Linked DNA regions of Mus musculus: region 1 is linked to region 2. A link is a loop called in an ENCODE intact Hi-C map of the cell type or tissue named here. Cell type or tissue: heart. All regions are shown on one strand.

Region 1 (8,000 bases), 75 kb before region 2:
ACAAAGAAAGATCCTGTCTTGAAAAATAATATAATATAACACAATATAATACAGTACAATATAATACAATATAAAAAATAAAGTGGAGAGGCATTTTCAGATCATCATTCTGTTATCCTGAGGCTTTTCCTGGAATACTGTTTTGTAGAAGTATAGAAGGATAGAGCAAGGGACCATATCCAAAGACCTAGGTCTGTGTGATCTGAATGAAATGCAGACACACCATAGATCTTAAATCCCCTTGGTTGGAATACAAACATACCCAGGTTGGCCTAATGCTGCTTGTATTCTAATCCTAAAACTGGTTCCTCAAGACCTGGTTAACCCAGAGATGAGAGAGTCCACATGTAGACCCAAATGACACTATGTTACCTCACCCCCAAGGTTTTTTTCTGATTAGTAAATAAAGATGCCAACAACCAATAGCTGAGCAGAAGAAACATAGGCAGGGATGAGGATTCCAGAGCTTGGAGTTGGGGAAGAACTATGAGGAAGAGAAGGGAATGGTGGAGAAGCCACCATGGATTAGGTGGGTCATCAAAATGTGGCCCTGAGGGTTGGCAATTGGATTTAAAAGCAGACCAGATGAAATATAGTAAGTAATTACTCAATGTTATCAATAGGAAAGTAAATTCTAATAGCATAGAGGGTGATATCTGCCCAGCTCTTGTGCTATTTAAGGTTTATTGTAAATAATAAAAGGTGAGTGTCTTTTATTCAGAAACTGAAAGATCGAGGCAGGGTAGAAACTCTATGTTGGTATTAAAATTTTCTACAATGCAAGTTTACTATGTACTTTTAAGGTAAAATTAGTTTGTGGAAGGAAACAGCCATGTTTGAAAGTGACATCCAGTTGAGGGGCAGACAAAGTGAAGCATCAGAGAAAGATTTCAAACAAAGAATCAGATAGGATTCACCCAACTCTCACGAGAATGGGACAAGAAAGAGAAGCTATTTAAGAGCAGTGCAAGAAGAGAAAGTCAGTCAGCTCTGTGTAGAACAGTTGAGTGAGTTTGGAGGCAGTGCATTGAGTGCAGTGCAGTGGAGTTGAGCTCGTTCATGAGTTCATGAAGTTCAGTGCAGATCATCAGAGGCAACTGAAGCCAGAGAGTAAGAAGCCAGAAGTTTAGAACACATTTCCAGAGTTAGTTTCAGTTTAAGCAGAACCATTCAGAAAGAAGCTGAGAGAAGACAGATTGAGTTAATCAGCTAGGAGAGAACTTTGGGTCAGAATAGGTGATTTGAACCAGCCAGCCAGAATTCAGAAAGGAATAGAAAGGGTAAGCTTCTTCAACAGTAAGCCTCCAAAACAGCAATTACATCTGATGAATAAAAGTTACATTTATATAAAAAATAGCAAAAGGCAAGATACATGCTACATAAGTTCAGTTTAACAATGAATCATAGTTAATTCCATACAAGTGCATATGTATATATGGTATGTATTGGAAGTAAATTGTAAATGTGCCCGCATATATGTACAGGTATATAAGTTTCTAAGCATTAATATCTTACATTAATGAGTGGTATCAAGTTCTTGTGGATCAACAGATTTCAGGTTAAAATTCTATAAAATGGTAGTAAGGAATAAAAATAACTTCATTTGAGCCAGGTTATCTCTGACACAAATACATTTTCCTGAAAAAAAAAATGTAATTATCTTCTTGTATTCGACTGGAACAGGCACTGTGTTTGCAGCTATAACAAAGAGAATGTCAAGTAGCTTCCTTTGAGAAATGAACTTTAAAAAGATAATGACTGTGTTAGAGTGATGGCTTAGTGGTTAAGAACACTGAATGTTCTTTCAGAAGGTCCTGAGTTCAAACTCCAGCAGGGTGGCACACAACTGTCTATAATAAGATCTGATGCCCTCTTTTGGCATGCAAGTACACATGGTAATACAGCATTTAAATTTTTAACTTCAAAGGTCAATGGTTGACATAAGGCTGAAAGAAATAAAAATGCTAACTAGAATTTAATGATATCTGAATATATATTTGTGTGCTTTCTAGTGATCCAATGATGCTAATGACTTTAGAGTCATAAAATCAAGTTACCGTAGTTCTTATGAATGTAACAAAATGTGTGGAAATTAGAAAAAGTAACTGATGAAACTCCAAGAACTCTGGTCTTGTTTGGGAGAAAATGATGATACACACAGCACACGATTTCCAGGGTGGAAGCATTGATTCATACTTGGTTATAGCGAAGAGTCACAAACTGAAAAGACCATGAGAAGTGTTTATGTTCAGAATAACGCCATCTCAGTGACAGGAATCATGACAGTTAATGTGCCATCCTCCCTAAGTTGGGCCCTTTCTGTATGTTCTCTTATAGAATCATTTTTCTCATTCTGATCCAACCCTGCACTTATTATTAGTGAGACTTGATTAAAAATCCTTGCTACCATTCTTCCTTTCTTTGTATGTATTATTATAAAGAAACAAAACCATCTTAGAACATTATTTTAACTTATTACTACTTGCTTTATGTACAAAGAAGGACAATGGATTAGTTTGTGAGATAGATAGATAGATAGATAGATAGATAGATAGATAGATAGATAGACAGACAGACAGATAGATAGAGATAGAGATAGAGATACATATATAGATACATATATAGATATAGATATATGCCACAGACTGGGCCTAGATGCCCCCCCTCAATCAGCGGGAATCAGGGGTTCGGACAGATGGGCATAGAGTTGGGGAGAATTGACAGACAGATGCAGACACGAGAGAGTGTGTTGGATCTGAATGCAATGTCCAAAGGAACACCAGACTTTTTTATACAGAAGAAAACCAAAACACCAGGTGAACACATCCTCCAAGTTACAGTGACACAAAACAAAAGGAATGCATACGCCAAATGATGGTGAGGACGAGGCCTCGTTTATCACTTAAAATGGAGCCTGGTGAATGCTCTGATGAAATGCTAGTCTATTGCTAAACCCACCACCAGAGGTTCTTTAGTAAATACCTGATTAATGTTATTCCTCTGGGCCTAGCGAAAAAACCTGTACCAGGGGAATCCCCTTCCGCTAACTCTTTCAAGGGACAACCCACCTATTTGCTGGGCCATTGTGTATTCCTGTGTTTGAGTATGACTCAGCTATTGCCCTAAGTAATCACTATGCAGACTAGCCCAGAGCTTTTCTAGCTCTGTTCTTTGTAATTGGTTTCACTGTCTCTACTAGCAGTGAATTTGAATGTTACTGAATAGTTAACATTCTTACTGAACTCCAAGCTCACCATCGGCTTCAAGGATTTTCTAGGAACCATTGGAACACTAGTGGAGGCTTAGCTATATGTCAAAAATCAACCCTTAAAGGTACTTATAATAAAACAATACTGAAAGAGAGCACATGTATCCAAACACCAGACTAACGAAGAGACAAGGTTTGAGTATACAGGCTATGGGAATGTCCAGGACGGTTCCAGGAAGCATAGTTTTCTTGAAACTCTTTGCTTTGTGGGTGCTTCCAGGCCTTTCAGCCTGTCAAGCAGACTTCACTGGAGTGGGCATAGCATACACACACACACACACACACACACACACACACACACACACACACACACACATACACACACACACACACATATATATACATATATACTCTCTCAGAACTCAGGTGCTAGAGCAGGTGATTTGAAACTTAAATTTACCTTCAGCTGCATAATGCTTGAACTACATGAGACCATACCAAAAAAGAAAAAATCTTTGCAAACAGACCAGAATTGTAATACTTTTATTTAAAACACACAGTGCTTTAAAAACTGTCATATTTCTCAGTTTTAAAATAATATGTTAGTAATTCACCATCAGATAAGAACATGGCTGAAATCAATAAATCATTGAATAGCATAGGGAATTGCAGACTTGTTTTGCAGTAACCCTAAAAATTGCCTTAAATAGAAGATAGGAATTTTCTGTACCTTTAAGAGATAGACGGTCAGAGATGTCATGCTTTCTTTGTGTGTATTATGTTGAAGAAACATCTTGATATATTATTTTAGCTTAGTACTACTTGCCTTATAAATAAAGAAGGACATAGATCAGTTTGTGCAGGGATATATATGGAATCCCAGAACTCTGGTGATAGGGTCAGAGAGACATGCCTGACAGAAGAGATAAGCTATACCCTCAAGGAAAGGGCTTTAGGGGGAAATCCATTTAGATGGAAATGAAGCATATCTGGAACTTGGGTGGCACAGAAACAAATCCATTGGCAACTGGAGTAGTATCAAGGTCTTTCAGATCAACTGGAGATTTCAAGTTAAAGTTCTGTAAAATGGTGGTCAAGAATAAAAATAATTCTGTTCGAGCCAGACCCTCTCCCACACAAATCCGTTTTCCTGCAAATAAAAAACAAAGAAAGTAATAAACTCCTTGTGCTTATTGGGTTAAGGACTGTGTTGACAACTGTAATAAAAGAAAACCTATGTCACTCTTTGATATGGATGGATGGATAGTCATTTGGATGGGTAAATTTAAAAATGATTGACATACATTTCTCCATGGCTAATACTAGGAAATACCGTATTAAAGTAGGTGTATAAAAAGCTTTAGAAGGTGAAATAACAGCACTGAACACTGGACTTCCCATCCCCACAATTAAAATAAAGGAACATTTATTACTGCTCATGGAGGTGGGTAGCTGTGATAAACCCTGTTATTTAATGGGGCACAAAAGGATAGATGGTGTACTCCAGAGAATATGAATAATACATCAGAAGAGACAGAATACTACTTCTTTGGAACCAAATATCAGGATAATGTGAAAGACTACCATCAGAGAGGGGAAAGGGAGAACAGACAGTGGGGCAACATGGACAGAAGGTTCCACCCAGACCAAAAAAAAAATCATCTAAAGAAGCAGATAATCATGACACCTCATAAGTAGGGAACTTTAAAGAAAACCTTCTCGTATCTCTTAACAAATACTCAGAGTACTACAGCCAGTAACCATCTTGAGAATAGTCTTAAATTGTAAAAATTAAACAACTCTGGGGACTGAAAAACCTGACATCTTTGCAAACTGAGTCACCACAGATGCAAATCCACATCTACAAATGGACAGGCAGTAGTCAGCAGAAACAGTTGCTTACAAAAGAATATGTGATGTGTACCAAATACAATATGTCCTAAATTGGCTCATGTATTTAATTAAATATGTAGTCCACAGTTGGCAATGCTGTTTATAATGTTCTGGAAACTTTAGTAGGTGGAAGCTTAGAATGAAACTCAGTCACTGGAGATGTGTCTTGAAGGTTTATAGTCTCTCTAGCTTTTAGCCTGCCATCTGTTTCATGTTAAGCCAAGATGTGAAATGAATCTTTCCAGCTACCCCAGAGCTATATATTGCTCTTTCCCTAAGCCTCTCACCAAATAACAAGGGCTGGCTTCAGCCCTTCTGCAGTTCCAGCAGCAGGCAGTGTGCAGTTACTAGGGAACCATCATTTCCCTGCCCAAACTGGGGCTTCTGTGTCATGTCTCTTCCTCCATTATAGACGATCTTCCCTCAAACCATAAGCAGAAATAAACCTTTAAGGTGCTTCTTAACAAGAATTTGTACACAAAATCAAGAAAAGTAACTTGTACAGAAGACTGGTACCAAGGAGTGGGCTATCATGACACTGGCTACCTTCCTCACAGACAGCAACATGCCCTACTATCAAGGAAAACTTCTATAGTAGCTTAATGATATATCTAGACACACAGTCCAACCACGCTATGGTTTAGGTTGGTGAGTTTGGAAAGGATAAGTCAACATTCTAAAGTCCCACTAATGTGGATCAGCAGATACGTTTTGTCTCAGAGAAAGTGCATAGGCATTGGGAATAATGACTAGATCAAAGCTAGTCTGCTATTCTAAAAGAAAATACAAGTTGGAAAGTTTCAAGAGATACATACAAATTATTCTGTTGCCTGGAATTTTTTTTGAAATTCAAATATAATTACATCATTTAATCCTTGCCTTTACTTTCTGTAAATTTTCCCATACCCTGCTTGCTCCCTCTAAAATTTGTGATCTTTCTCTATTATTATTTCATATAAATTACAAATATATGTGTGTGAATGTGTCTATGTATATATACATGTAATTAAATGTATATGTAATATGTGTATATAGATATAAAAATACACCATGGTAAGTCCGTTAATGTTACTTGTATGCATATGAATTAAAAGTTAACAACATAGTATTGTAAAAACAATGAAGAGGCTCATCAATGGGGAGAAAGAAATTTTTTCTGCTCTTAGCATTCTTTAGTTGCCTGTAGTTCTTGGTTTAGGAATGGATCTCCATGAGACTTCCCTATTTCATGTTACCTATTGGTGCTGTACATGCTCAAGTCTTGTTTAGGCAGCAATATATCATGGGTCAAGTTTCCCTGTCACCTCTAGGAGACACAATTTCATGAAGAAAGTTGGCAATCAATATTCCTACCTTGCTGTGATATTGATGAGCCACAATAATGCCAAGCATGTCAAAATGTCCCTAAGGGTTCGATAATGACACACATGCATCTTGTTGGTAAACAGTGGCTGTCTAATTGGGCTTAAAGCCCCCTCAGCAGGTACTGGAAACCTACTCAACTTCTCTGACATAATGAGGTCATGGTTCTACTTATCAATATTTGCAGGCAAGTGTCTAACATTCATCAAAGAAACTTGTCTTTGAAACAAAGAGAAACCCTTAGAGAAATCCATAACTGATAAAAATGCAAAGAGCAGTTGAACATTTTGTGCACAGCTCCAGCAGACACATCTCTAGCACAGCTCCTGAAGCTAGGGCTTAGGGAGCATTGTGGAAGATGGGGTGGAAATATTGTAAGATTCAAAAGACCAGGAAATAATTTTGATTACCTGTTGAGAAAGGAAAAAAGTAGTCACTTTTCTTAAACTTGCCACTCTCATCCAGAAAGTGACTAGGATCAAACCTCTCTGGGTTGAGGAATTCTTTATCATCATATAGCACAGAAGTCAGTGATGCTATGACAGTGGTGCCCTGGAAACAAGAAGAATAAACAAGTCACGTAATATAAAGGTTTAAGAAGTAAGAGGGCCAGGCATGGTGGCACACACCTTTAATTCCAGCACTTGGGAGGAAGAGGCAGGCGGATTTCTGAGTTTGAGGCCAGGCTGGTCTACAAAGTGAGTTCCAGGACAGCCAGAGCTATACAGAGAAACCCTGTCTCCCCAAAGAAGAAGAAGGAGGAGGAGGAGGAGGAGGAGGAGGAGGAGGAGAAGGAGAAGAAAGAAGAAGAAGAAGAGAAGAAGAAGAAGAAGAAGAAGAAGAAGAAGAAGAAGAAGAAGAAGAAGAAGAAGAAGAAGAAGAAGAAGAAGAAGAAGAAAAGAAGAAAAAAGAAAGAAAGAAAGAAAGAAAGAAAGAAAGAAAGAAAGAAAGAAAGAAAGAAAGAAAGAAAGAAAGAAAGGAGAAGAGAAACGGTTCCGGGAATCCAAAGAAAGTAGTCTGCACAGGTGAAAGTGTGCACCACAGAAGCTGACAGCTTCTGGGACAGGCAGGAGCCACAGAGCTTCTGAGGCACCACCCTTTTGGGGCTCCGGGCATCTGGCCACCCTCCCGGCCAGAGGACAGGTGTCCGCCCGGTTCGGGAGGCTTTTGCCTCAGGATCAGCGGTAGCCATCTTGGTTCCGGGACTCTGCCCAAAGTAGTCTGCACAGGTGAGAGTGTGCACCACAGAAACTGACAGCTTCTGTGACAGGACAAAGCAACACAGCTTCTGGAAAAGGTCCTTTTTTTGGCCTACATCTTCGGCCAGGAGAAGGTCCAAACGCCAGATATCTGTGCACCTTCCCTGTAAGAGGAGAGCTTGCCTGGAGAGAGTGCTCTAACCACTGAAACTCAAGAGAGAGCTAGTCTCCCAGGTCTGCTGATAGATGGTAACTGAATCACCAGAGGAACAATCTCTAAACAGAGAAAAATATAACAACTAACTCCAAAGATTAACAGATGGTGAAAGGTAAACATA
Region 2 (8,000 bases):
AAATTCTGACACCATTGCATACACTTGCAAGATTTTGCTGAAAGGACCCAGATATAGCTGTCTCTTGTGAGGCTATGCAGGGGCCTAGCAAACACAAAAGTGGATGCTCACAGTCTTCTATAGGATGGAACACGGGGCCCCCAATGGAGGAGCTAGAGAAAGTACCAAAGGAGCTGAAGGGGTCTGCAACCCTATAGGTGGAACAAAAGTATGAACTAACCAATACCCCCCCCCCCAGAGCTAGTGTCTCTAGCTGCATATGTAGCAGAAGATGGCCTAGTCAGCCATATTGGGAAGAGAGGCCCCTTGGTCTTGCAAACTTTATATGCTCCAGTACAGGTGAATGCCAGGGCCAAGAAGTGAGAGTGGGTTGGTAGGGGAACAGGGTGGGTGGAGGGTATAGGAGATTTTTGGGATAGCATTGGAAATGTAAATGAAGAAAATATCTAATAAAAGATGAAAAAAACAAGAAGTGGAAGATCAGAAGATGGAAAGAACTCTAATGCATATAGATTGCTAACATTAACTAAGTAAAATATCTATACTACCAAAAGCAATCTACAGATTCAATGCAATTTCCTTCAAATTTTCAACAAAAGGGCTCTCAGGCTTTGAAAAGACAATTATTAACTTCATATGGAAAAACAAAAACTCCAATATAGCTACAACAATCCTGTAGAATGTCTGGTTGCATCAGCATCCCTGATTTCGAGCACTAAGACACACATATAGTAATACAATGGTATTGTAATAAAAACAGACAGGTGTATCAATAGAATTGAATTAAAGACCCCCAAAAATATATTCACACACCTATGGACATTTTTATTATTTTTTATTTTTATAGAAGACAGTAATATGAAATGAAAAAAAGAAAGCATCTTCAACAAATATTGCTGGTGTAACAATGTGTCTGAATACAAAAGGATACAAGTTAAACTATACCCTCTAGCTTTAGATATTCTGTATTTTAAGTGATACCAATATTTCTTCATCATCGAGGCTGCTTTGCTGACTACAAGCATTATGAACAAATAGAAAATCTGTACAAGGTGCAGCATTTTCCAGAAGCAAGTTCTAACACATGTCACATTCTTGTTCCCAGAAAAGGGTGTGTTAGGACTGAAAAGACTTCTAATTGCTACTACTAAGTCCTGAATGACTACTTAGTCCTATCATTTTTTTGTTGTTGTTGTTCAGACACACAGCTACTTTCTGGATAGCAGATGAATGTTAATTCTTCACAGAATTTGTTTTGCACATTTGTTTGCACATTCTATGTAACATGCATGGCTAAAATAGGTGAAGGAAATCTCTATTTCCTTTGTTTTTCCTTCAGCCATTAACTGAAGGTATTAAGAAGGAAAAACTGCAACTTTACTACACAGTGATTCTCATTCTACTAAACAGCCTTTAATATTTAACTAGTCATACCACATTGCCTTGTATTATAATTTCTGAGAGTGACATGATGAAAAATACAACTAGCCCATCAAGCTTAGGTAACAGTTTTCTAATCTTCTATTGTATAGAGCATGCCCAGCCATATTTTTCACTTAAACATTGGCCCCATTTACTTCCCTTTGAGTGCTTCTGGGAAAACCAAATGTATACTTACATTCCTCAGAGATTTGCTGATGTCCTTAAGATCTAGCTGAAGAATATTTCCAATGATGGGAAGAGGTGTGGGGCCAGGAGGAAGGTTTCTTCTCTGAGAATTCTGCTTCCATAGTGAAAGGAGAAGCAGACATGTGAGAAGAAGCCCCAGAAACACACCTAGAACCATTGCTTGCTTCTCAAGATATGACTGTGCACATAACCAAAAGCTTATATAAGGAAGTCTGCTAACACATATGTGAGTCTCTGATACAAAACAGACCAACCAGAAACAACACTTAATCTCTCCTCGCAGGGGACTTTGTTCCAACATAGTGATTAAAGTGCTGGCTCCTTTGCTCTCATTTATACAACAGCATATCCTTATAATGGATTGGGTTTGAAAAATTTAGGTGAAAGGGTTTCCTGCTTTGTAGCCACAATTGAAAAAGAAACAGTAAAGGTACTTCATGACAGAAAATTGGAAGTTGTAAAAAATTCAGAGGTCTTAATTTAATGAACACTAGAGGACTTATAATATTATAGAAGTTTAATATTTTATATAACTGGCAAATAAAAAGGAATTTTATATTGTATAAAACATTAACTGTTCTCTCACAAATAACACAACAGAGTTTTCAAAAAATATACTAACATTACAAAGACACTAACATAAAATATCAAACAACATATACTGTGAATGATAATACAATAAGCTTTTAATTAAAATAATGAGGATAATTTTTATCATAAGATAAATTTTAAGATTGAAACATAGACGATAACATTTTATATTTCAAATATGGAAGGGAACTTTCTGTCAGGAACCTGTCGTCCTGACACTTACTCGTAGATGTCGAGTAAATCTGATAACCACTGTTATACACTATTACTTACACATCAGAATAATCCCATCAACTAAAACATATACCACATTAGAAATTGCCCTAATATAAATCCTCTGCACTTCTTATAAAGCCAGAAGTACCACATTAAATGAACACCTTCCATTACTTCAAGGTTAATACAGTAGGATATTCTCACAAAGAAACAATAAAAAAAATCTATTTTCTTCTCCATAATGAAGAAAGACTGAACCTCAGAGAACTTGGTTACAACAACTCAGAAAATTATAGGTTTCAGAATGTTATTAATGTATTTTAATTTGTCATTTTCCCAAAAAAATTAAATGATACACAACAGAAAGCAAACTCATGAGCAGAACAACTGTGTGTGATAGAAGATGAGTGTTGATGGGCAGTGGTGGTGCAGAGGAGGAGGACGAGGAGGACAAGGAGGTGAGAAGGACAAGGAGGATGAGGACAAGGAGGACGAGGACGAGGACGAGGACAAGGAGGAGAAGGAAGGAGAAAAGAAGAAAAAGAAGGAGGAGGAGGAGGAGGAGGAGGAGGAAGAGGAGGAGGAGGAGGATGAGAAGGACGAGGAGGACGAGGACAAGGAAGAGAAGGAAGGAGAAGGAAGGAGAAGGAAGGAGAAGGAAGAAGAAGAAGAAGAAGAAGAAGAGGAGGAGGAGGAGGAGGAGGAGAGGGAGGAGGAGAAAAGGAAAGAAAGAAAGAAAGAAAGAAAGAAAGAAAGAAAGAAAGAAAGAAAGAAAGAAAGAAAGAAAGAAAGAAAGAGAGAGAGAGAGAGGGAGGGAGGGAGGGAGGGAGGGAGGGAGGGAGGGAGGGAGAGAGAGAGAGAGAGAGAGAGAGAGAGAAAGAAAGAAAGAAAGAAAGAAAGAAAGAAAGAAAGAAAGAAAGAAAGAAAGAAAGAAAGAAAGAAAGAAAGAAAGAAAGAAAGAAAGAAAGAAAGAAAGAAAGGCGGGCGGGTTCTGGTTGGGGCCAGCCCAGCCATCTTCCCCCTGAACCCTGCAGAGGCTGCCAAGGACCCCAGAGTACTCTTCATGTTGTGGGACCTTGGGATCATCTCAGAATCACAGGTGAGTGGAACTCAACATCAGCTCCAAAGAATCTTGGCCAGCAGGATCAGGGACAAAGAAACCCTGCCCAACCAGAGGCTGGTATTCATTCTGGTAGGGTCCAGCCCCGCTATCTTCCATGTGAACCCTGCTGAGGGTGCCAAGGGCCCCAGAGGACTCTCCACACCCCAGGACCCCTACCACACCCAGGACCTCCTGATCACTGGAGAGCACGTGGGCAACAGAAGCAACAGAGCTTCTTGGACAGGATCCCTTCCAAACTTCATCCTTAGCCAGGAGGCAGAGCTGAGACCCAGACCCCTGGGCACCTTCCTTGCCAAAGGAGAGTCAGCCTACAGGGAGGGCTCTGACCCCAGGACTCAGGAGGTGGATCAGAGCTCCAGATTTCTGGACACCTGCCCTGCAAGAGGAGAGCTTGCCTGCAGAGAGTGCTCTGACCACTGGGACTCAGGTGAGAGTTGGACACCCAGGAGTGCTGACAGAGGCTAATAGAATCACAGGAGGATCAAGCTCCAGCAAGAGACAACTAGACCATTAACACCAGAGATTACCAGATGGCGAAAGGCAAACGTAAGAATCTTACTAACAGAAACCAAGAACACTGGGCATCATCAGGACCCAGTACACCCACCACAGCGAGTACTGGATACCACAACACACCCGAAAAGCAAGAATAGCATTTAAAATCAGATCTCATGATGGTAGTAGAAGATTTTAAGAAGGGCATAATAACTCACTTAAAGAAATACAGAACACTGCTAAACAGGTAGGAGTCCTTAAAGAGGAAACACAAAAATCCCTTAAAGAATTACAAGAACACTTCTCCATTGCTGGTGGGATTGCAAGTTTGTACAACTACTCTAGTAATCAGTTTGGTGGTTCCTCAAAAAATTGGACATAGTTCTACAGGAAGATCCAGCCATACCACTCCTGGGCATACACACAGAAGATGCTCCAACATGTAATAAGGACGTATGCTCCACTATGCTCATAGCATCCTTATTTATAATGGCCAGAAGCTGGAAACAACCCAGATGTCCCTCAACAGAGGAATAGATAAAGAAAATGTGGTACATTTACACAATGGAGTACTACTCAACTATTAAAAACAATGAATTTATGAAATTCTTAGGCAAATGGATGGATCTGGATGATATCATCCTAAGTGAGGTAACCCAGTCACAAAAGAACACACATGATGTGCACTCACTGATAAATGGATATTAGCACAGAAGCTCAGAATACTCAAGATACAATTTGCAAAACACATGAAACTCAAGAAGAAGGAAGACCAAAGTGTGAATACTTTGATCCTTCTTACAAAGGGGAACAAAATACCGATGGGAGGACATACAGAGACAAAGTGTGTAGCAGAGACTGAAGGAATGACCATCAAGAGACTGCCCTACCTGGGGATCCATCCCATAAACAACCACCAAAACCAGACACTATTGTGGATGCCAGCAAGATTTTGCTGACAGGAGACTGATATATCTGCCTCCTGAGAGGCTCTGTCAGTGCCTGACAAATACAGACGTAGATGCTCAGAGACATCAACTGGATGGAGCACAGGGTCCCCAATGAAGGAGCTATAGAAAGTACCCAAGGAGCTGAAGGGGTTTGTAGCCCCATAGGAATAACAACAACATGAACTAACCAGTACCCCCAGATCTCCCTTGGACAAAACCACCAATCAAAGAAAACACATGGTGGGACTTGTGGTTCTAGCTGCATATGTAGCAGAGGACAGCCTAGTCAGTCATCAATGAGAGGAGAGGCCCTTGGTTTTGTGAAGGTTCTATTCCCCAGTAGAGGGGAATGCCAGGGCCAGGAAGCAGGAGTGGGTAGGTTGGGGAGCAGAGGGAGGGGGAAGGATTGGGGATTTTTGGAGAGGAAACTGTGTAATGGGATAACATTTGAAATGTAAATAAAGAAAATATCTAATTAAAAAGAGAGAGAAAAGAAAGAATGGAAACAGGCAACCTCAGGAGGTAGGAGGCTTTGGGGACCCTCCAGAATGCACCAGAAACATGGGAGGTGAGAGACTCAGGAATCAAAGGGAAGGACCTTAGAGGAAATGCCAGACAGTAGGGAGAGGGAATTATAGAGCCCACCTCCAGCAGGAAGACAGGGCATTAAATGAGGGTCAGGGGAGGGGTGCATCCCAAAGTCACAACTCTGACCCATAATTATTCCTGTCTGAAAGAATTCCAGGGATGGAAATGGAGAGGAGCCTGAGGAAAAGTAGGTCATGTGGCAAGCACAAAGAGGGATCCAGCTCAAGGAGAGGGCCCAAGACCTGACACTATCACTGAAGCTATGGAGTGCTCACAAAAAGGGACCTAACATGTCTGCATTCTGGAAGACCCAACAAGAAGCTGAAAGAGTCAGAGGCAGTGTTGCACCCAACCAATGGACAGAAGCAGCTGACCTTATTGTTGAATTAGGGAAAGTCTGAAAGAAGCTGAGAAGAAGGGCAACCCTGTAGGAGGACCAGCAGTCTCAATTAATCTTGACCCCCAAGATCTTTTAAACACTGGACCACCATACAGGCAGCATACACCAGCTGATATGAGACCACCAACACACATACAGCAGAGGACTGCCAAGTTTATGTTCCTTCAGAAATGATGCACCAAACCCTCAAGAGACAGGATCCCACAGGGAATTTAGAGGTCAGGTGGCATGGAGGATGGGGACATTCACATGGAGACAGGGGACTGGGGAGGAGGATTAATTAATTTAGTTAATTAATTAATTAATTTTTTAAAAAAGTTTATGCCTACTGCCAGACTTAGGGAGACATTTTCTCAGTGTAGGTTCACTGTTTCCAATGACTCCAGCTTGTGACTAGTTGACATAAAACTAGTCATCATAATTCTGTAATTGATAAGAATAAAAAATACTATATAATAAATAAGGAAGGCTAAATACAGAGGAGTTTCTATGGCTTTAGTAAACCATCAGTGCTTGGGGATGTTAGAAATTATAGTGTAAAAGGACCAGACTGCTCAGAATGGAATGTGAGGTCTCAAACATCATAAAAATCCAAATATTAATGGAATAATGTGTGCTCTTCTAGTTATAATGGCAAAGCTTAAGCACTGGCTTGATATGTACAGAGAGCCTCATATGTGTTGTAAATTGATTGAACTCACGTAGCACAGAAAACTGTCCTTTAAGACTATGTTATACAATATTTCATAAAATATATTATACAAATTCTATATATTGTCTTAAAATGCTCACATCAATATTTCTTATGATTCCATCTACTTTCTTTGTCTAAACCAAAATTATTCCCACTGGGGAGTGAAAGCTGAGCCTTGGAGATTCTGTCCTTTAATTAGAGACATATGTCATTAGAGACAGAGACAGGTAGTAGAACCAGGATTTGAGTCTTTATCCTGCCCATTTTTCCTCCATGTAAACATCCAGTTTTATTGCATTCATCAACCTTTACTGACTGTGCACTGTGATTCATTATCAATCTTAATTAGTCCTACTCAAAACAAACATGACTTTAGTTAATAATTACATCATCATTTTTTTACATACAGGTCAGAAAAGTTTGATTATATTGATCTTTCAAATCTAGTTAATAATTAGATCATCATTTTCTGATGTGGAGGTCAGAAAAGTTCTATTTTAATAATCTTTAGACCTTTAGTGACCCAAAGTCATCTTGCCCTGATATCTTGTGTAAGGTTAACAGAGTTTATTGCCTGATTCATGTTCACCTAAAATCCCAAAGAAACAAAGTTCCATTTACTGAACATACGCTAGACTAAAAAGCATGAGATTTATATTGGAATTAATATTGGAAATTGGTAACCTCTTTTTTTTCCATTTTTATTAGGTATTTAGCTCATTTACATTTCCAATGCTATATCAAAGGTCCCCCATACCCACCCATCCCCACTCCCCTACCCATCCACTCCCCCTTTTTGGCCCTGGTGTTCCCCTGTACTGGGGCATATAAAGTTTGCAAGTCCAATGGGCCTCTCTTTCCAGTGATGGCCGACTAGGCCATCTTTTGATACATATGCAACTAGAGTCAAGAGCTCCGGGGTACTGGTTAGTTCATAATGTTGTTCCACCTATAGGGTTGCAGATCCCTTTAGCTCCTTGGCTACTTTCTCTAGCTCCTCCATTGGGAGCCCTGTGATCCATCCATTAGCTGACTGTGAGCATCCACTTCTGTGTTTGCTAGGCCCCGGCATAGTCTCACAAGAGACAGCTACATCTGGGTCCTTTCAATAAAATCTTGCTAGTGTATGCAATGATGTCAGCGTTTGGATGCTGATTATGGGGTGGATCCCTGGATATGGCAGTCTCTACATGGTCCATCCTTTCATCTCAGCTCCAAACTTTGTCTCTGTAACTCCTTCCATGGGTGTTTTGTTCCCACTTCTAAGGAGGGGCATAGTGTCCACACTTCAGTCTTCATTCTTCTTGAGTTTCA

Evidence for each region. A loop is a pair of places that touch in the nucleus more often than their neighbours do. Peaks named below come from ENCODE experiments on the same cell type or tissue, not always from the same donor. Only the 100,000 strongest peaks of a DNase experiment are listed, where the experiment ranks them.
Region 1: it touches region 2 in a loop (5-fold over the local background); 13 of 42 quality-filtered maps call a loop at or near these places.

What each region holds. Positions count from the first base shown.
Region 1 is chr19:39,182,807-39,190,806 of GRCm38, reverse strand. Cyp2c66 (cytochrome P450, family 2, subfamily c, polypeptide 66) reads right to left here. Exons shown (of 9, transcript NM_001011707.1): 8 at 6,874-7,015; 9 at 4,051-4,358. The coding sequence ends at 4,177. Among named protein-coding and RNA genes, the nearest start is that of Cyp2c66, 73 kb to the right of the region's middle. In heart, no CTCF peak of the experiment used is centred here; no DNase peak of the experiment used is centred here.
Region 2 is chr19:39,107,715-39,115,714 of GRCm38, reverse strand. Cyp2c66 (cytochrome P450, family 2, subfamily c, polypeptide 66) reads right to left here and starts at 1,817. Exons shown (of 9, transcript NM_001011707.1): 1 at 1,619-1,817. The coding sequence starts at 1,786. In heart, no CTCF peak of the experiment used is centred here; no DNase peak of the experiment used is centred here.